Linked DNA regions of Homo sapiens: region 2 is linked to region 1. A link is an interaction called in ENCODE POLR2A ChIA-PET data of the cell type or tissue named here. Cell type or tissue: HepG2. All regions are shown on one strand. Each heading gives the region's core, and the rest is flanking DNA. Links, peaks and the distances in the headings are about the cores only.

Region 1 (10,253 bases), core at 1,660-6,659:
GGATGTTGAAGGATAGTTACAATAGTTACAGATTTTTCTTAACTGTACTGAAAAGATGACTCTCAGGCTGCAAGAAACACTGAAATGCCTTAAGGAGTGATGCTGTGAAGTGGCTGGAAAGGAGCTAAAGCTGGAAGCCTGGGTTGTTTGATAATAATAGGAGCTCTAGATCCCCGAAGTGACAGGTTGTCTCTTCTGAATTATCTTAAGGCAGATTTCAGGGCTCTTCCAGGCTGAAGTGGAGGTAAGCTGAGGTGAAGGGAGATAAGATTCTGGGGCATTTTGTCCTGGAGCATGTCCCAGTCCCTGGGCATAAAGGGATAGACCCAGGGAACTCACAGCTGTTGGGTATGCAGGCTGTTGAAAAGGCTCTAAGAGATAAAGTGGGAATGGCCTGAGAGTTAGAAAGGGAGCTAGACAAGCAATCAGGTCTGAGTGGAGTAAGGAGAGGGTATTTAAGAATTTGTGCTGATGGATTATTTTTGCTTCCTTTTCGCCTTGACCATTTACTGAATGTTTGTCTATCTTGCTGAATAGCAGCCAAGAGACTCTAACTTCTCTTGGTTTCCATCTGTATTTAGTTGGATTGTCTGTTCCCTTCTCTTCTGACAATTCCCTGAAGAATGTCTCCTGATTTTAGAGGGGGCCAGGGAAAAGGGGCCCTTTTCAGAAATCAAGCTAGATCTTTCCTATTTCTTCCTGACCCTTTTTCTAAAGCCTGAGATCACTCTTTTCTCACCCCTTCCTCTCAGTATTAGGTTCTGCTGCTCTCTTTTCCATCTCTAGATGGGTGTTTCTTTACTTTTCTTTCTTTCTTTTTAATTAAGTGGTTACCTTTCTGTCTGAGCTATTGGCAGGGATTTGCCAGGAGATCCAAGGCAGAGCTGCCAGCTTACTGGAGTGTGACAGCTGCTGAGGCCTCCCGTCTCACAGGCTCTGCAGAGATCCAGGGCTGTCACTTCAACAAGTGTCAGATATACACACTCTGCTTGCAGAGCTCCCCATGCATAGCCTTAAATAAATATCCCAGATATATCTGCCCTGTTTCCCATCTCAGACTCCTCTTTTCGTCTCCATCTGGTTTTCAAACATGATTTCCCAACTTCCCAATTACCATCTCGCAAGACCCCTATATGTCCCCTCTCTTCTCTTCATCTCTCTGATAAAATAAGGAACCAAAACAGCCATTACTACTTTAATAGAGCAGAGAGTCTATTCCCTTGGCTGCGATGAGTTTGCAAGACTGCTCTGCCCAGTCTTGTTTGCAGAGAGCCTGGTTGGTCCATCTCTGTAGGTTGTGAGTTTGCGCTGGTTTGGGAACCCCTCTCTCTGGCTGAGGAAAGTCCTCCCCGTATTTAAGTACCCTTCAGTGCTGGCTGTGCCCTTTTTTGTGTTGAGACGTTTTCTCAAAGGGCACTGTGGTTTCTACTTTCCTGCTGGAAGTTCCATGTCTGTGCAAAAGTTTCCTGTAACCTTTCAAGGTTTGTACTCTGTTCCAGAGGGGCTCTTGGATATGAAAATGGTCTTTTTTTCTTAAATGATCTCACAGATGATCAAAAGGAGCACATAAAAGCTGTCCTGGGGATTTGGCAAGGTTGCCAGTGTTCTCTTTACCTTTGGTCTGGTATTTAGGTCTGAGACAGTGTCTCGCCAACAGCCCTTGCTTTCCTCGGGGGGTTGGGGCTGAGAGACACAGAAGGGGAGGCAAGAGGGGCGTATTAATTCCTCTAGGAAGTAGAACTTCATTTTTATTCTAGGAGAGCCATTTGAAATTGGGTTGGCACATTCAGTCCTGAAAAAGTGACCTTGCAGGAGCTAGAATTTTATATCCAGCATTATTTTGGAGGACCTGGCCAGCAGTATTTCCCCTGGATGTATTATTGCATTAACCCTATCCAGTCACTCCTATGAGGTTTGTCTGGACTAGGATTGCTTGTGCCTCATAGTAGAGGAAAAGCCAGAGATGATGTTCTCTGGACTCACGGAAGCCGCTTAGCAGTTCTGTGATTTTTGTAAAATCTGCTTTCTCTCTGGTGAAATGGGATAGGGGTAGTATAGAGGGTCTCTGAGGACTCAGTGACACAATATATAAAGTACTTAGTATAGTATCTAGCACATAGTAGATATTCAATAAATGGAAGCTGTCATCGTGAATAATCACATTGATAATTATTAATATTAATACCAAATTACTATTTCTCAGCATGAAGTTGGTACCCCATATTTACTGTCCCATAAGTACCTTGCTCTTACTCATTGCATTTATCACTCTGTCCTTTAATCACCATTGTACTTGCTTTCTCTCTACGAGGCCATACTCCTAGACCCTTGAAAACACTAGTAATGTCAGGTTTACCATTGCATCCCAGCATCTCCAGCACCTGGCATGGTACCTGGCACATATGACAGGCTCAGTATTTATGCATTAAATAAATACATGATCAAAATTCTCTAGCTGACTTTTTATTTTTTAAATTTGTTCCTCTTCTGCAATGCTCATCCTCTACTTCATGCAAACTGGGTACCCCTTTGTACACTCTTTCTGCTTCTCCAGTTACCATTACTGTTGCCGTGTCCTTTCCTTCATTCATGCCTGTCCTCTTGTCTTGAAATGACTTTCATCTTTTCTGTTACTATTTGACATCCTTTTTTTCACTTCTTGTGTTCTTTCTCTTCTATGACGCATACCCTAATCACTCCAGCCCATATTAATCTTGTTCATGAAATCTTGTTTCATGTATAGCCCGTAAGTCCTTGTTGTTCTTGGATTGAGTTTTATATTTCCAACCAGACTGTCAGCTTCTGGAGAGAAGTCATAATATCGTTGATTGTCCCTACCCATTATATGTCATGGTCTGGGGCCAGGTACATAATTGGCTCTAAATAAAAAGTAAGCCACTGTCAAAATGATTAAATAAATTAGACTATTGGACCAAAGGGGTAAAGGAGATGAAAAGGTTTTCGCTGATAGGACACAGTCTTTAGAGTTGGTTGTGTGAATGTGGGGGTTAAAGAACAGTTACCAGTGCCTCAGTGCTTTGTTAAGATTTGGGTTTTCTGTATCTATACACTCTCTTACCAGTTCTTGGTCTTGCCTTTCCCCCAGTCATGTTTGGAGGAAAATGTGGTAAAATGGAAATCTGTCAACTGCTTCTGGGTTGGAAGGCAACATACTTGATGACGATAAAGGAATTGGGAATGCCTAATGGTGACATTGGGGCTCACCATTTAGTGGGTTTTATTCACCAATGCTGTCTTCATTTCTTTGCTAGTTTGGTTGATACCACGCTCTTTCTGTATTAAGCTGTAATCTATTGATTCATACGTTTAACATTTTTGAGGCCAGATGTACAGCAGAGAACTCCGTATGTTGCGGGGATTTCAGAAGATGTGGTGTGCAGCACATAGTAGATGCTTTGTTAATGTTGGGAAGGATGCACACAAATATAAAACATGCCCTTCAGGAATGTGCAGTCTGCTCCAGGCTGCAGTGAAGTAGCAGGGTGAGGCTGGAATGAGTAGGGGCCAAAGGGCACCAGTTCTCAAGGGAGAGTCGTTGGGAAGCAGAAACAGGAAAGAGATGCTGGATGAGCTTCCCATTGCCACATGGACTGTGGAAGGCAGACTATAATAGAAATCAAAGTGCTTTGAAAAAATGCAGTGCAGTATTCTATTATAAATATTTAAATAATCATAAATTTTACAGATTGATATAGGGGTTGCTTGGGGGGAACAGACTGCCTGGCACTTGGCAGATGGTCAGTAAAACATTTATTGTGCGAACGAATCTAGAGTAGAGTAGGGCTGGAGGCCCCGCTATGGTTTTTGTCCCTCTTCTCTTTTTCATGCCCATTCCTTCTGCTGGTTCAGGCAGTAGCATTTCATTTTCCAGCTGTAACTAAATGAGAAATTACGAGGAGTGGTTCGAATAGAGTTTGTCGGTGGCTCTCCTTTTCTTCGCCCATTCCATTGTGAAGATGAGCCAGTAAGGCTCTGCATGGATATTTTCTGGCAAGGGCATCAAACACGTTTCTGAGGGCAGAGTCCATGTTGTTGAGTAATAATTAACTGCTAATGGCATTGTCTTGGGTGTTGCATAGTAAATAATCAAGAAATAGTCTCTTTTCAATGAGAGTTTGAAGGCCAATGCAAAGACCACACACGGGCAAGCCTGAAAGGTGCTGTTTTGACTAACCTTAATGGGAAACAAAGGGAAAATCTGGCTTGTTTTGTGTGGCCATGCTTAATTGCATGATGGTGTGTTTTTCCCTTGAATTTCCTCATGCCCCGTGGAGGGCACACGCATGATGGTGCTCTGCCGAGCCAGGATTATAGAACAGAGGTTCTTGGCAGCCGGGATGTACTGGCTGCTATGTTGTCTAGCGTGCTGGATCTTACTGGGAGCTTTCAGATCGGAGTCTCTGTGAAATGGAACAAGTGAACTGAGCCTAGTCTGTTCCTAAAAATAAGTCTCTAAGAAGCAAGTGAAGTGCTTTTCAGTGGGAAGCCTGTGGAGAAAGAGCCTGGAACACAGTCTGGAAGTAAGGCAATTCAGGGTTCCTTTACCCAACCCTTTTCAGGCTCAGGAGAGAGGAAGTGACTTGTCTCGGGTCACTTAGGGGCTAGGCCTCGCACCTGATCTGTTGTATTTCTCTGCCTGGGCTCTTTTCCACCACCAGGGGCCAACTGTCCAGAATGTCATTTTCCTGAGTGAGGAAGCAGAGATGCCTGGCTCTAGGGTGTGCGGCAGGGCTACAGGACTGAGAGTGTCCAACTCTCTTGGCCCTGCCGCACTATCCTCAGGTTAACTGGTGTTCCCCGCTGGCCTGCTGTTCAGGGCTCTGTGGGAGAGAGCTTTGCAGCACATGCAAAGGAGGTATGAGGAGGGCAGATGGCTCCACCAGCCTCGCCCAGAGTGTGTCTTCATCCTACCTGCCATGGGGCGAGTCATGGAGGCGTCATGGGCCCGGCCTGGCTGTAGGAGGGCCCTGGTACTGCCTCCTCAGGGTTTGACCTGGAAGGCGTTCTAGGAGCATGATGAGGGAGGGATGGGCACAGGGTGTAGGAGAGAGTGGGCTGGTGTGATGCTCGTTTAGGGGCTGGGAGGGAGCTAGGGGAGCCAGGGAGAGAATGACATTTTAATTACACAGTGAGTTGTCAGGACTATAATCTTCTCTGATGGCTCTTCTTATTTTCCAGTCATCAAAGCCATCTGCATACGAATTGGAGGTGCTGAGGTTTAAACTTTCTGATCGTTGTGATGGTGATGCTGATGTCAGTCTGACTTTTTGTGATCTTGTCCTGGGTGAAGAGGGCAGGATCCACTGGTTGTAGTATCTGAAATGCCCTGCAGTGGCAAGATTCAATCCCTTGTGAATCCCATTCTGACATTTCCAGGGCTGGATTTAAGAAACTTAAGGCAAAAGTCAAGCCCTAAAGACATCTGAAAACGATGCAGGGTCTTGAATTATTGTTGCCTGACTCTGAGAGGATGGGCCTCAGGAGGACTACTTCTCCTAGGCTTTGGAAATGGGTACATCTGCATGGTATTTGTTAGTGTCAAAATGCAGCAAATCTCTAAATGATTGTTCCTCTGACTCAAATTTAATCCACTGATTCTTTCATTATCTCGTGGATTCAATAGCCTGGTATTTGTGGAGAGCCTTCCTTGTGTCATGCTCTTTGCTGGAACTGGGAATCAAACGGCAGACCAGGCATACTCAGTGCCTGCCTCCAGAGCTTAGGAGTGAGGCTGGAGGACACTGTGCACCAGCACCACTATTCATATGTGGCTTCTGAGGCGAGAGAGAGGACATATTTCACCCAAGGACTTGGGGCTTGGGGCCTTGCTTTCCTAGCTAGGTGGAAAGCAGCTGGAGGGTAGGATCAGGTTTTACCCCTCCGCATAATGCCCTGCAAAGAATAACCACTCAACTAATATGGGTTGATTGATTAAATATGGCAAAGGGACACCTTACACCCTCTTCCAGTTATCCTGCTTCATTGTTAGGGGATAGGCATGGGGGTTAAGCCTTGCAATCCTCCTGTTTCTCACCACAAATGTAACTTGCACTGACCATCAAACCTCCTTGAGTCGGCTTTAAGAGTTTCTTTCTAGAATCATGTGGGACTTGAGGCAAGAGGAGACTGGATGGAGGTTTTTACTCTTTGATGGAATCTCGCATAGATGTTCCTTAAAGAGTGGGGAAAAGAGGACAGCACCATTTATGGAATATCTGCTCCGCTGCTGCATGCCGGTTACGTCCTCACTGTTGTTTTATTTATTCCTTTAAACCCTTGTAAGGCTCCATAGATGAAGTGAGGATAAATAGCAGGAAACTGACATAGCTGGCTGAAGCCCATGTCCCTGTCCTCTCCACTGTGTTTCTAAAACTTTCTGAGGGATGTAGAGGTATGTGTTATCATGGGCTTTTAGTGGTTTCTGTGGTTTGCACAAGAAAAGTCTAGAGCCTGGACCTCCTGAAAATTTCCCTGATAATTCTGGACAACAGAGCATGGATTGCGTGTGTGTGTGTGTGTGTGTGTGTGTGTGTGTGTGTGTGTGTGTGTCTGTGTGTAAATTCTTGCAAATCCTCCTGCCCTGACAAGAAGGGCTGATAAACCACCACCCTTAACAGCCAGTCCCCAGGTAGTCCTGTTCTGGGATACAATTTAGTGAATTTGTTTTAACATTTAGTACTTTGTGGCTAAAACACATAATTCTGGGTTTGAGGACCACGCAGTGGACTGGCTTAATTGTTTGATTTGCCGACTTAAAATTAGAAACTGGGAATTCCGTATGGAAATGAAAATTAAGCAGGATGCAAATTAGTGCTTTGGTCCTAGAGTCTAGAGGACAGCTGATGCACCTTTGCTTTGTAGGAGGAGGCAGTAGGTAGTGGTAGAAGCCATGTGCATGGAGATGGAAGCTGTTTGGCACTGGTGGCATGTTACCACGCGAGATCTCAGGAAACCCATTTCACTTCCTTGGCTTGGGTTCTTCCATTTGTGCACTGGTAGAAAAAAAATTACTGGCTATTGGCCATCCCTTTCCTGGGACTGCTTTATCTAGAAGTTGTGGTGTTTCTGGGGAGAGGAACTACTACTGGTCATCTGAAAGGGTACAAGCCTGGGTGAGAGCACATACGTGTGCACAGGTATTTGCACATGGATATTTGGTGGTTTTCACTCCTGTGGTTTTTCTATGATTCATCCCATCAGTCCCAGAACTTGGCTTTTGAGACCTTTCCCTGACCTGGAAGATGACGTAGAAGTAATCTTAAAGCATCTCTCTTCACTTCCCAAAAGTGCATTTTCTGAGACATGGAGAAGTGCTGTCTGTGACTCCTTGGGCTGCAGGCTACCAGCCTTCCCTGGGTCCATGAAAATAGTTTGAACAAAAATCTGGCCCAATTGCCTGTATATTTTGTGAGACCCTGGGGCCTGGCATTAGGGAGCGGAGAGGATTATCTCCAGAGAGCGTTGAGACTCAGGACTTCTGTTGCAGTCTCCCTGGCATCCTTCTCTGAGGGTTTGGAAAGGGCTGGACTAGGTTCAGAGTGATATCACCCCTGAGGAATTCTTTGGAGAATATGGGAGGATGACTTTTGGAGAATCAGGAGTTCTCCAAAGAGAGGGGAAAAGATATGTTGCTGTGGTGAATTTCATCTTTACCTTGGGAACCTGTTTCTGTTCATTCTTATCTCAAGTTGGAGGAAACAGGAACTGAGGCTGCATTAACAGAGATGAGGTATCTAGAACAAGGACGTGCTACTCCTTGGACACAAGTTACTAGACCACACCTGGAACACTGTGATGAATTTAGAGCAGGACATTTTTTAAAACTTTTATTCTAAGTTGAGTCCATGTGCAGGTTTGTTACGTAGGTAAACATGTGTCATAGGGGTTTGTTGTACAGAGTATTTCATCACCGACATATTAAGCCTAGTACCCATTAATTATTTTTCCTGATCCTCTTCCTCCTCCCACTCTCTGCCCTCTGATAAACCCCAGTTTGTTTTGTTCCTTTCTATGCATCCATGTGTTCTCATCATTTAGCTCTCACTTATAAGTGAGAACATGTGATATTTGATTTTCTGTTCCTGTGTTTGTTTGCTAAGGATAATGGTCTCCAGCTCCATCCATGTTCCTGCAAAGGACATGATTTCATTCTTTTTTATGGCTGCATAGTATTCCATGGTGTATATGTGCCACAGTTTCTTTATCCTGTAGTCTATCATATCCTTTAGTCTAGACTAATGATATCCTTTAGTCTATCACTGATGGGCATTTAGGTTGATTCCATGTCTTTGCTATTATGAATAGTGCTGTGATAAATAGATGCATGCATGTATCTTTATGATAGAACAATTTATATTTTTTTGAGTATATATCCACTAATGAGATTGCTGGGTTGAATGATATTTCTGTCTTTAGGTCTTTGAGGGATTGCCACACCGTCTTCCATAATAATTAAACTAATTTACAGTCCCATCAACAGTGTATAGTGTTCCTTTTTCTCTGCAACCTTGCCAGCATCTGTTATTTTTTGACTTTTTAGTAATAGCCATTCTGACTGGTGTTAGATGGTATCTCATTGTGGTTTTGATTTGCATTTCTCCGGTCAGTGATATTGAGCTTTTCTTTTTCCATATGTTTGTCCTGCATGTATGTGTTCTTTTGAAAAGTGTCTGTTCATGTCCTTTGCCCACTTTTTAATTGGGCTGTTTGTTTTTTCTCTTGTAAATTTGTTTAAGTTCCTTATAGATGCTGGATATTAGACCTGTGTCAGATGCAGTTTGCAAAAATTTCCTCTCATTCTATAGGTTGTCTGTTTACTTTGTTGATAGTTTCCTTTAGAACAGCACATCTTAAAAGGGATAACACATTGCAGTGTGTTCAGAGGAGAGTTGGAAAGCCTACCCTATTCTATGGGGGTGGTGGAGAAACGGATTTTAATCTGGAGAGGGCAAAACTCAGGTTTTGACAGGGTTTTAAATATCTGAAAGGTTGTCCTGGGGATCTGTATGTGGTCCCAGAAAACCTAACATTGGGAGTCGAAACTCTAGGTGGAAGCTTTATGGAGAGAAATTATGTTTTATATGAAGAAGAAGAATGAATTTCATTTTGGATGGGGTAGCTTTACTGAGTTTTTTTCCTTGACCCTGAAAGCGATATATTCTTATTGCAGAGCATTTGAAGAATAGAGAATAATTTTTTTAAAAAATCAGTGAAACACCTGTAATATCCCTTTTCAGAAGCAGCCACTACTAGCATTTGGCACATTATATTTTAGTATTTTTGTATATTTTATTTTATTTTTACAAAGTTGAAATCATGGTACATAAACAATTTTGAATCTTACATTTGATGTAAAATAAAAGGTGAAACATTTAACCTTACATTTAATAATTTGTAGTAAACATACATTTTAATGGTTTCATAATATTCTATGCTAAAAATATAGTGTGATTTTGTCTAATCATTTCCTCTAATGTGGGCCATTAAGTTTATGTCATAGTTTGTGTTTTTATGGTAAATATTATGAATAAATTTTTGCGTGTGTTTCAGATTATTTCCTTGGGTTAGGTTCCTAGAAATGATTTTGTCAGGTTAAAGTATATGAACAATTTAAACTGTTGAGATATATATGTATATATAGTTTTACAGAAATGTTATACCTGTTTACATTTTGTATCAACTAAGATGCTTTTTCTTCAAATGATGAGGAAACTTAACTTCAACTGGCTTGAATGAAAAGGAACTATATTGGCTTAGATATCTGGAAATAAAATATATGGCTGGAGCTTAGCTTCAGGTATGCTTGGATACAGGGGCTCAACTGATGCCTGTAGGTCTGTTTCCTTTCTCCCCATCAGTAAGAGTGTTGGCTACTAAGAGCCACTGTTTTTGGCAGCCTTTTTTGGTGATTGTGTGTGTCGGCGGGAGGGGTGTGCTGTATTTGTGCCTTGAGTTAGGGTAGTGTCTTCATGACTGGGACAGACAGCCTGAATCATCTAGAGAGGCTATCAGAGGAACCTGCTCATTTCTTTGGTCTCATTAGATCTGGTTTTGCTGACATAAAAAAGGCTGTTTTTTTCCCTATGAAATCTCTTATTAGATGAAGGAGGTAGATTATAAATAAAGCTTTAAGAGGTTGTTCATTGATCCAACTCTCCATTGCTATGCTTGTCCGTCTGTCTGTTCATTCCTCTATTCAGGTGATGTAGTGCAGTGAGCCTTGGATAGGAGTT
Region 2 (10,253 bases), core at 1,665-6,664, 70 kb after region 1:
AAAAATCCCTTCTATTGGATTGAGCCATATAGAAATTTCAGTTTGTGTTAGTTTATTTTGTGCTGCTATAACAGAATACTATAGACTGGGCAATTTATAAAGATGATAAATTTATTTTCTCACAGTTCTGGAAGCTGGAAATTTAAGATCACGGTACTGGCCTCTGGCAAAGCCCTTTATGCTGTGTCCATACATGGAGGAAGATGGAAGGGCAAGAGAGAGGGGGAAGAAAGTGAACTCACTCCTGTGAGCCCTTTTTGTAACAGCATCATTCCATTAATTAATGAGACCTAAACACCTCCCATTAGGCCCCACCTCCTAACACTGTTGCATTGGGGATTAAGTTTCTAACACATAAATTTCTGAGAGACACATTGCAATCATAGCACAAGTAGCTATTTTGGTCTGTATAATGGCATTTTCCTATGGTTTCACAGAGAGGTGGATTCTCTTATGTCTATAAATATTGGCATTCTCTCTTTCCTCTTTTTACTCTCACCCTAGGCAATCTCATGCACATTCACAACTATACACAGACCACCCAGAATTTCTGTTTCTGGCTTAGACTTCTTCTGACCAAATTCTAATTATATGCCCACTGCCTACTTGACATCTCTTTTTGGATTTCTCAAAGACACCTCAGAATCACTGTGTCCCAAATCAAACTCTTTACCTTACTCCATAAATCTGATTCTGTTCTAGTTCTAATCCGGTGACTGGGACCACCTTGTATTCAATTTCACAAACCTCAGAAACCTCCCCATTGACTTTTCATTCTTCCTCCTGTCCCACATCCAATCCAACACCAGGTCCTGTTGCTTTTAATTCTAAACTAGGTCTTGAATCCAACTGCTGCTCTCTCCGTCTCCAGCCAACTGGACTATTACAGTAGCCTCCGAATGGTTTCCCTACATCTACATCAGACTTGCCTCCACGCTGAACCTGTTTTTCATACTGTGACCAAGATGAGCTTTTGGAATCAGAATCTCCAGCCATGTTCCACTTCATCCTTCCAACCTAAACGTGTCCATTGGTTTCTTTCTCTCTTAGGGTAAAGGCCATACTTCTTCACATGGACTGTAAGGCCTGCAAGGTGCCCCTATTTTCCTCTTCAGCCTCTTCTCCCTTTACTAATGTCCTCATTGTCTTTCCTGGGGTCATGCTGATTTTCAGTTCCTTTGTAGCCTCTGTAATCCCTCCAGCCCAAGGCCTTTGGCTATGCAGTGACCTTTGCTTAGAATGTTTCTCATCCCTCTTTGCCCTCTCCTCTTCTCTTCCCTTCTCTTCCCTTCTCTTCTCTTCTCTTCTCTTCTCTTCTCTTCTCTTCTCCTCCCCTCCCCTCCCCTCCCCTCTCCTCCTCTCCTCTCCTCTCTTCTTTTCTTTTTTTTTGAGACAGAGTCTCACTGGTCACCCAGGCTGGAGTGCAGTGGTGTGATCTTGGCTCACTGCAACCTCCACCTCCTATGTTCAAGTGATTCTCGTGCCTCAGCCTCCCGAGTAGCTGGGATTACAGGCATGTGCCACCACACCTGGCTAATTTTTGAATTTTCAGTAGAGACAGGGTTTTGCCATGTTGACCAGGCTGGTCTCGAACTCCTGACCTCAGGTGATCCACCTGCCTGAGCCTCCCAAAGTGCTGGGATTACTCCCAAAGTGTGCGTGAGCCACCGCGCCCGACCTTTTTTTTTTTTTTTCAAGACAGGGTTGCACTCTGTCACCCACACTGGAGTACAGGGGCACAATCTTGGCTTACTGCAACTTCCGCCTCCTAGGCTCAAGCGATTCTCTTGCCTCAGCCTCCCGAGTAGCTGGGATTACAGGCATGCACCGCTACCGCCTGGCTACTTTTTGTATTTTTAGTAGAGACGGGGTTTCACCATATTGACCAGGCTGGCCTTGAACTCCTGATCTCAAATGATCCACCCACCTTCGCTTCCCAAAGTGCTGGGATTACAGGCATGAGCCACTGCACCCGGTCCTCTTTGCCTACTTTCTATCTATATTTTAAATTCTATGTGTCACTTCCTCAGGGAAGCCTTCCCTCTCTTTCCTGACTATGTTACTTCTCCCTATTAAAGGGTCGTTTTCTTTTTTTTTTTTTATTATTTTACTTTAAGTTTTAGGGTACATGTGCACAATGTGCAGGTTAGTTACATATATATACATGTGCCATGCTGGTGTGCTGCACCCATTAACTCATCATTTAGCATTAGGTATATCTCCTAATGCTATCCCTCCCCCCTCCCCCCACCCCACAACAGTTCCCAGAGTGTGATGTTCCCCTTCCTGTGTCCATGTGTTCTCATTGTTCAATTCCCATCTATGAGTGAGAACATGCGGTGTTTGGTTTTTTGTCCTTGTGATAGTTTACTGAGAATGTTGATTTCCAATTTCATCCATGTCCCTACAAAGGACATGAACTCATCATTTTTTTATGGCTGCATAGTATTCTTTATGAGAATACGCAGTTTCAATTTTATGTGGATTTGTGGGGTTCTTTGCCATGTATATCTCATAAATCTGAGTTAAGTAACATTGATCCCATTTTACAGATGAGAAAACTGGGGCAGTTGATTTGCTTGAGATTATTTAGCCAGAAAGTGACTGAGCTATGAGTTGAACCTAAATCTGTGTGACTATATTACTGTTAGGCTCAGCTGTGAGGAACAATAAAACCTTAAAATAACATAAGCTTACACAAGATAGAAGTTTCTCTTTCTCACATAAATCCTGTCCCAGAGTGGTGTAGTAGCCCATGGTATCGGAGATCTTGACTCCTTATGTAGTGCTGCTCTGCCTAGTATGACCCTGACCTCATAGTCCAACATGGCTTTATCCGAGGCCAGACAGTAGGATGGACGAGGGGACTAAGGAGAGATGACAAAGGACAAAGATGCATGTGGTGTCTCTTCAGGTGTTTAGGAGCTGCCACAGGTCATTTCTATTTTTGTCCCATTGGCTAGAATTCAGTCTCATGGCTGCGTAAGTTGCAAGAGAGGCTGTGAAACGAAGTTATTCTGGGTGGTTATGTGCTAGCTAAAAATGTGGGTTTCTATGACCGCAGGAGAAGCAGCAGTGTGTATTGGGAGATTACAAGCAGTCTACATAGATTCTGAAACCCATGTTCTCAGGGCTGTAAGTCCCTGGCCTCAAGGATTTCCATCTCATTGAGTAAACAAGTGAAAAGTTAATGGTAAAAGAGAAATAGCAAAATGCAGAATAGAATGTTACCAAGCATGTGGGAAGGATACAGGAATGTGAGATGAATTTTGATGGTATTCAGGAAGGGTTAGGTGTTAGATGGATGTGGCAGTCCATAACCATGAATCGCCTGGTAAGAAAATTCTTCCCTTCTTAAATACCTTTCAATCTTTTGGATTATGTCAACACATGATATTAGCTGGTCTCTACCACCAATCTAATACTGGTTGTAAGAAGATTACTTTTTAATTTTGCATTCTGGTTCATGGTCTTTTCCTTGCTACTGAGTCTTAAACATGGTTCCTTTTGGTGTTATTGTTGAAAGCTTTGCCCAAAGAGCTTATCTGTCTTCATATGCTAGAATAGTTCTGAATTGCCTTCTGCTGAATGCTAGCTTTCTGTTATAATTAATCCTTAGAGAAGAACCTATCAAGTATTTAAAATATTATACTACGATGCTTATAATTCTGATCTTTTGTGCTTTTCTCCCAAGGGGATACCTTTTTCTAGTCCATAGAAATGACTTCTCATCTGTGGTTGTTAGGTTGAGTGTAAAGTGGCTTCTTAGGAAGGCATATGGAAGACTCAAACCCTTTGTACAGTTTCTGAAGATAGTATCATCATTATGTTATGGTACCAGATCCTCTCTTTCTTCTATAACATTAATATAATGGAGGTGGTTCATGTGGATCTTGTCTGACCCTATTTGCCTGTGGTAATGATCAAACAAATATAAACAGATCACAATGACATAGAGTGAGTAATTGTTTTGATTTTTGACACTGCCAAAGAAAGAGAACCATGTATGGTAGGCCTGGTGTAAGTGGAAAACTAGCAGATAGATCAAAGAGCTGTATCTGCCCCATTAAGATAATTATCTATCTCCAAACTAATGTTTGGAGTGAAAAAAGTCTGCTTCTGTCAGAGTTTTGGCATCACTAAAATTGGTGTGGAGAATTATACTAGAGTTTTCCCAAAGGGCCCCACCAGTGTTAGGGAATGGTTGTTAAACCTGGTGGATCCGTGATGTGCATTTATCTCCTTTTCTCTCTTGAAGCCCCACTGGAATAACCACTATGACAAAGAGAACAGGAGAAGAAACAGTCAATAAAGAGATTTCATAATAACTTTTTACAAGACAGAAGGGCTGGGCACAGTGGCTCACAACTTTAATCCCAACATTTGGAAAGCCAAGGTGAGAGGATCACTTGAGGCCAGGAGTTCAAGACCAGACTGGGCAACATAGACCCTGTCTCTACAAAAAAAAAAAAAAAAAAAATTATTTTAAATTAGCCAGGCACCTAAGTCCCAGCTACTCAGGAGGCTGAGGCAGGAGGATCACTTGAGCCCAGGAATTTGAGGCTGCAGTGAGCTATGAGTGCACTACTGCACTCTGGCCTGGGCAACAGAGCAAGACGTTGCCTCTGGAAAATAAATAATAAATAAAATAATAAAAGAATACAAAGGTATGTTGATAGCCTTAATGGAGCAGAGGTAGCTTTAGTCCAAGGTCTGCAGAAGGGGCTATTGATGGCAAGTAAGTTGATTGATGCCAGATAACTCTTGAAAGGCTTAAGATGTTAGAAGTACCAGTTGTTGCAGAAGGTGGGAGTGAGGTGCCATGATTAAAAAGGTCTTAAGGCCAGATTCGGTGGCTCATGCCTGTAATCCTAGCAGTTTGGGAGACCAAGTGGGCGGGTTACTTGAGGTCAGGAGTTTGAGACCAGCCTGGCCAATACATTAAAACCCCTTCTCTACTAAAAATACAAAAATTAGCCAGGCATGGTGGCGTGTGCCTGTAATCCCAGCTATTCGGGAGAGTGAGGCGTGAGAATTGCTTGAACCCAGGAGGCAAAGGTTGCGGTAAGCCTAGATCGTGTCATGCTAGCCTGAGTGACACAGCAAGATTCTGTCTATAGGAAAAAAAAAAAAAAAGATCTTAAGTCTTTATACCAAACTAGTGTGGCCCTGTAGCTCCCCCCCCCTATTTCTAGAATATTTATTATAAGAGTTTTCTCTGGATAAACTGAATGGTCCCAGAGAAAAGATCTCCAGGCCTTGACATGTGAAGGTTTCTGCAACTAGAAGGCCAGTTTGCTTCCTGATCACTTTATAACAAAGCTCACTCATCAATGAAGCCTTGTGGGCAACAAGCCCTAGTCACTCACATAGCATTTCTAGTCAGCTTTGACTTCCACTTTCTTAAATATGGACGGGCAGCCCAAAATCCCAGGATGTTTGAGGAAACTCTCCAACGCAGAAAAAGAGAGAGACCAAAATAAATAGAAGGAGGAAGCTGAAGAAAACAGAGATAGCAGGGGATTAGAAAGAAACCTGAAAACAGAAAATAGAATTAAGACACTACATTCTAAAACAAGCCTCTATGAAAAAGAAATAGAGAACTCTCAGAAATTAAAAATATATTCAAACTAAAAAAGAAGTCAGTAGAAGGGTTGAAAGGTTTAAAAAAAGAAGAAAACAAAAAATTAGAATAGAAATACAAGTTAGAAGAGGAAAGACTAGCAAATTAGAGAATCAATCTAGGAAGTCCAACATCTGATAAATATGAGTTCTAAAACAGAACAGAAAAAAAGGTGGAAACTGGCCTAAGAACCAATACAAGAAAAACTTCCAAATTCATAGATTTAAGTTTCCAGAGTGAAAAGACCCACTGAATAATCACCACAATGAAAATGAAAGGAGCCACTAGTACCCCAGGCAGATCCAGGCAAGCCAAAGCACACCAAAGATCAATTTCTTTGCCAAACATAGCTGTGCTATTGCATTTCTTCTGAGCTGGCCCTTTCCATCTCAGAGGGGGCCACAAAACCAGAGCAAGAGTCATCTCTGTCACTTAAGCTCATTGAGTTTGAGAGCCATCAGTCACCTTGCAGCCAATTTCTCAAGATAAAATATCCCTTACAGTTCCTTGGTTATCTTAATTATTCATTATCAAATATAATATCCTCATCTTAAAATTGAATTTCCTTTTATTCTTTGTAGTGACTGGAGGGGGAGTTGAGATATAAAGAGGTGAAATTACTCTTTCTCTACTTTTTTGAAAAGTAACTTTAATTTAAGAAACGGATAATGGCTGATATCTTGGAAATAGATAAAACACATTCAGGTTTTAAAAACCAGTACTTATTTTTGAAAATTAATCTTAATGTAATTGGTTGCAACTGAATATCTTCCTGATCAGGAAAGGGTTGGAGAAAATTAAAAGGAACTCAGTTCATTTTTGCCTGGAGAAAAATAGTTTTCTTTTTGGCACAATTATTCCAAGCTAATAAATTGTTAAAATGACATATTGTTATGGAACTCAGTCATAGAAGATCCTTTGATTTGGGCTCAGAATGTGATGATTGCTACAAAACAAGGTGGCCATTAGAGATTTTTCCAAAGGGCTATACTATAGATACCATTTTTTTTTTCAATTTCCTTTTGAAAAATCAGGAAAGAGAGTAATTTACGTGTAGTTCACTCAGTAGCCTGATTTCCTAAAAGTTGTTAAGTTCTTAGGAAAAGAGAAATAGGTCAAACGGGGTGGGTCTGTGGTCTCCCAACTAAAATAACTTGTCACAGTGTTGAGCTGGTAGTCTAAGGGTGTTAATCTGCAAATGATAAAATTACATGGGCCCATCAGTTCTGAGGTTTCATGAGACTATGACTATTATTTGTAATAGCCATTATAATAAACAAATATATTAAAAATAGATGGAAGGGGAACATTAAATGGCAACTAGTCAGGGACCTGCCCACTGGAAGTGTGCTCCTTGCCTGGGATTATTCTGCCTCTAGGTATGGGGTAGTGTTTATAAGCCTGGTATCATAGTTACTTGTATACTTTTCTCACCCCATGGGAGACAAGTGGCCTCCTTAATGATTTCCTTGCTTCCTCCCTGAGTTACATTCTCAACTCAGCAGGCAGAGCTATCTTTTAGTATTGTCAGATCAAGTCCTTAAAATTGGTTGAAAACCCCGTAATAGATGCTAAAGAGGATAAAGAGCTGAACCTATATAGCGCTTGCCTGCAAAGAATTTACAGTGTGGTTGAGAAGATGAGAAAGAACCATGTTCCAAGTTAAGAGTGTTGTGTAATATTAGGAAATGTATTTTATATATAACATTATTATAAAATCAATCCCCTGAGTGCTAATTGCCATAGCAGTATAGAAACTCTTTCAAGCTGTGGTAGTCAGAGGAGGTTTTTATAAAGTGATATTTGAAGTAAAACTTATGGGGATGTTTTGGATAGATTAAGGGACTGAGCGAGGGATTTGAAAGTAGTAATTACATAAGTGCAGACATGAGAAAATCCAGTTTCTCTTCAGGATAGACAGTGAATAAGCCACTGTGCAATTGAAATATTGTAGCGTAGTATTTTATATAGGTCAGTGATTTTCGAATTCTTCTTTTTAAAGCGATGAACCTTTTGTCAAAATATCACATGGAACTCCAACTTATTAAACCTGAGGACTGTAGCTTCTGTGGGTGAAGCAGGATGGGCAGAGGTTGGTTGGCATATCTGCCTGCATGACCTCTCAGCCCTAGAGTGGCCTTTGAGGCTCGTCCACTGAACCCAGGGCTCTGAAGAATACAGCTTAGAAACTGTATGTATGTAACTGTATGTACGTTTCAAGAGCAGCTTGGTGGGAGAAGGGAAGCTGGCTGCTTTGCGTCAGTTGGTAGAACATGTTGAATATCAGTTTTGATCTTCTGGTTTAGGCAATGGGGTATTATAGAAAGTTTGTGATCAGTACCTGTTATATAATGTTTCAGGAAGGCTTAAATGGTCGTGGGGGGTGTGCGTGCAGTTTTTGTTCTTCTTCCCTCCCCCAACACCCCAGTATGATCCTTAGAATTCTACCCAGGAGTCCAGTGATGGCACCCCCAACCCCCCAGCATGATCCTTAGAATACTACCCAGGAGTCCAGCGATGGTACCCCCCACCCCCCAGCATGATCCTTGGGATACTACCCAGAAGTCCAGTGATGTAGAGAGTGTTTACTTTTTTCATATTGAAGAGCAAGGCAAGTGTGGTGGAAATAACTTATGGAAAGAAAGTATGAGGGCCACGTGGTGAGCACCAGCCGAGGCTAAATAGGATAATAGATATGAAAGTGCTCTGATATTTATAAAAGGCCACTGTGTAAAATGCTCAATACATGAGTTAGAATTAATATCCCAGCATTAATATTATGGAAGAGTAGGCAGCCTTTGAATGGAAGAAATCAGTTCAGCCTTTCGTGTGTGCTGGTTCTCAGAGCATGAGCTTAGCTCTCAGATGTCATCATGACCAGCCAGCTCGCTGTTTTCCTCTCAGACCAATGACTTTCTTGATTTCCTATAACAACTCTTATCTTAGTCAGCTTGGGCTTCTATAAAAGAATACCATAGACTGGGTGGATTAAACAACAGACATTTGTTTCTCACAGTTCTGGAGGCTGGAAGTCTGAGATCAAGGTGCCAGCATGGCTGGGTTGGTTAAGACCATCTTCCTAGCTTGTGGATGGCTGCCTTCCTGCTGTGTGCTTCCCTTAGTCCTGTTTTTGTTTGTTTGTTTGTTTTTTGGTCTCACTCTGTCACCCAGGCTGGAGTGCAGTGGCATGGCTCTATCTAGACTTGAACTCCTGGGCTTGAGCAATTCTCCCACCTCAGCCTCCTGAGTAGGGACTGCCAGCTAATTTTTTTTTGTAGACACAGGGTCTCACTATATTGCCCTGGCTGGTCTGTAACTCCTGGCCTCAGGCAATCCTCCACCTCAACCTCCTGAAGTGTGGGGATTACAGGCATGAGCCACCACTCCTGGCAAGTACTGTTTTTATAAGACAGTAATCCCATCATGCGGGGCCCACCCTCTTGACGTCATCTAAACCCAGTTTCCTCCTGAAGTTCCCACCTCCTTGAAGCTGGGACATCAACATGAATTCTAGAGGTACACTAACATTTATCCCACAACAACCTCCTTTATCACTTCCCACTGTTCTCGTGTGTGGAGAACAGGATGGGAATCCTGCTGCATGTATTCCAGAAGAATGGCTGGCTGAAGCTGGGGATGCTGCCAAACACATAGATTTCCTGTGTCCATGGAGGTGCTGGGCTGAAGCACAGACATCTGAGGCTCCAAGGAGGAGAAACTCACCCAGAGAGGCAGCAACACGAAAAGATGAATTGATAGAGATGACGCGAGGAAGAACTGAATACACTAGATGTTCCCCTTCTTGAACTGGTGATCGCCTGATGATTTCATCAGCTGCCACCCTGCAGGCCTTTTCTCTACTGGCTGCTCAGGCATGTGCTCGTTATTTATCTTGTCCTTTTGTCTGAGTCCCATATATGTGAGCCTGTGTGGATTCAGTCAGAAGGCAGAGGTGTTCAGAAACCAACAAAGTAGTTGGTTCAGTGTTGCTATGGGCAGAAGAGCTGAGACTGGGGTGAGACTTTTGCTCTGAGAAACTAGGCTGAAAAATTATTTCTGCCCGTTGAAATGTTAGAGTTCTATATCTTGAGCCCCAGAGCCTACAGAGACGTGTCTGGGCCTCACTGCAGCTCCCATTATTCCATTATTCCTCCAATAATGGAATAATAACCTCCCATAGGGATTGAGTTACCAGACTGAGTTGACCATGACTTGGTACCATAGCAGCTGGATGACCTTCATGGGTGTCCATTGCCCTAGCTTAGTGACCCTACCAGTGCCTGGACTGGCTGTGTATAGGCTGGAGGGGACTCTGTGTCTGGGAAGACTTCCCTTATCTTCTGAAGCCAGTATGAGATTCTCCTGGCCTGCTCTGCAGGACAACTCTGGAAGCCCTTGTTCTTTTTTTTTTTTTTTTTTTTTGAGACGGAGTCTGGCTCTGTAGCCCCGACTGGAGTGCAGTGGCGCGATCTCGGCTCACTGCAAGCTCCGCCTCCCGGGTTCACGCCATTCTCCTGCCTCAGCCTCCTGAGTAGCTGGGACTACAGGCGCCCGCCACCACACCCGGCTAATTTTTTTTGTATTTTTAGTAGAGACAGGGTTTCACTGTGTTAGCCAGGATGGTCTCGAT

The links. Peaks named below come from ENCODE experiments on the same cell type or tissue, not always from the same donor. Only the 100,000 strongest peaks of a DNase experiment are listed, where the experiment ranks them.
Region 2: POLR2A ChIA-PET joins it to region 1 with 5 read pairs; 3 of 35 experiments call an interaction of 5 or more read pairs at or near these places.

The regions. Positions count from the first base shown.
Region 1 is chr1:162,193,072-162,203,324 of GRCh38, forward strand. The region is part of intron 2 of NOS1AP (nitric oxide synthase 1 adaptor protein); the gene reads left to right. Among named protein-coding and RNA genes, the nearest start is that of MIR4654, 41 kb to the left of the region's middle. RefSeq lists an enhancer at 4,972-5,608. In HepG2, for the core only: a CTCF peak has its summit at 4,675 (motif pointing right); DNase peaks (open chromatin) are centred at 3,520, 4,060 and 4,660; H3K4me3 peaks cover 1,235 bases.
Region 2 is chr1:162,263,137-162,273,389 of GRCh38, forward strand. All of the region lies in intron 2 of NOS1AP (nitric oxide synthase 1 adaptor protein), which reads left to right. Among named protein-coding and RNA genes, the nearest start is that of MIR556, 74 kb to the right of the region's middle. In HepG2, for the core only: no CTCF peak of the experiment used is centred there; no DNase peak of the experiment used is centred there.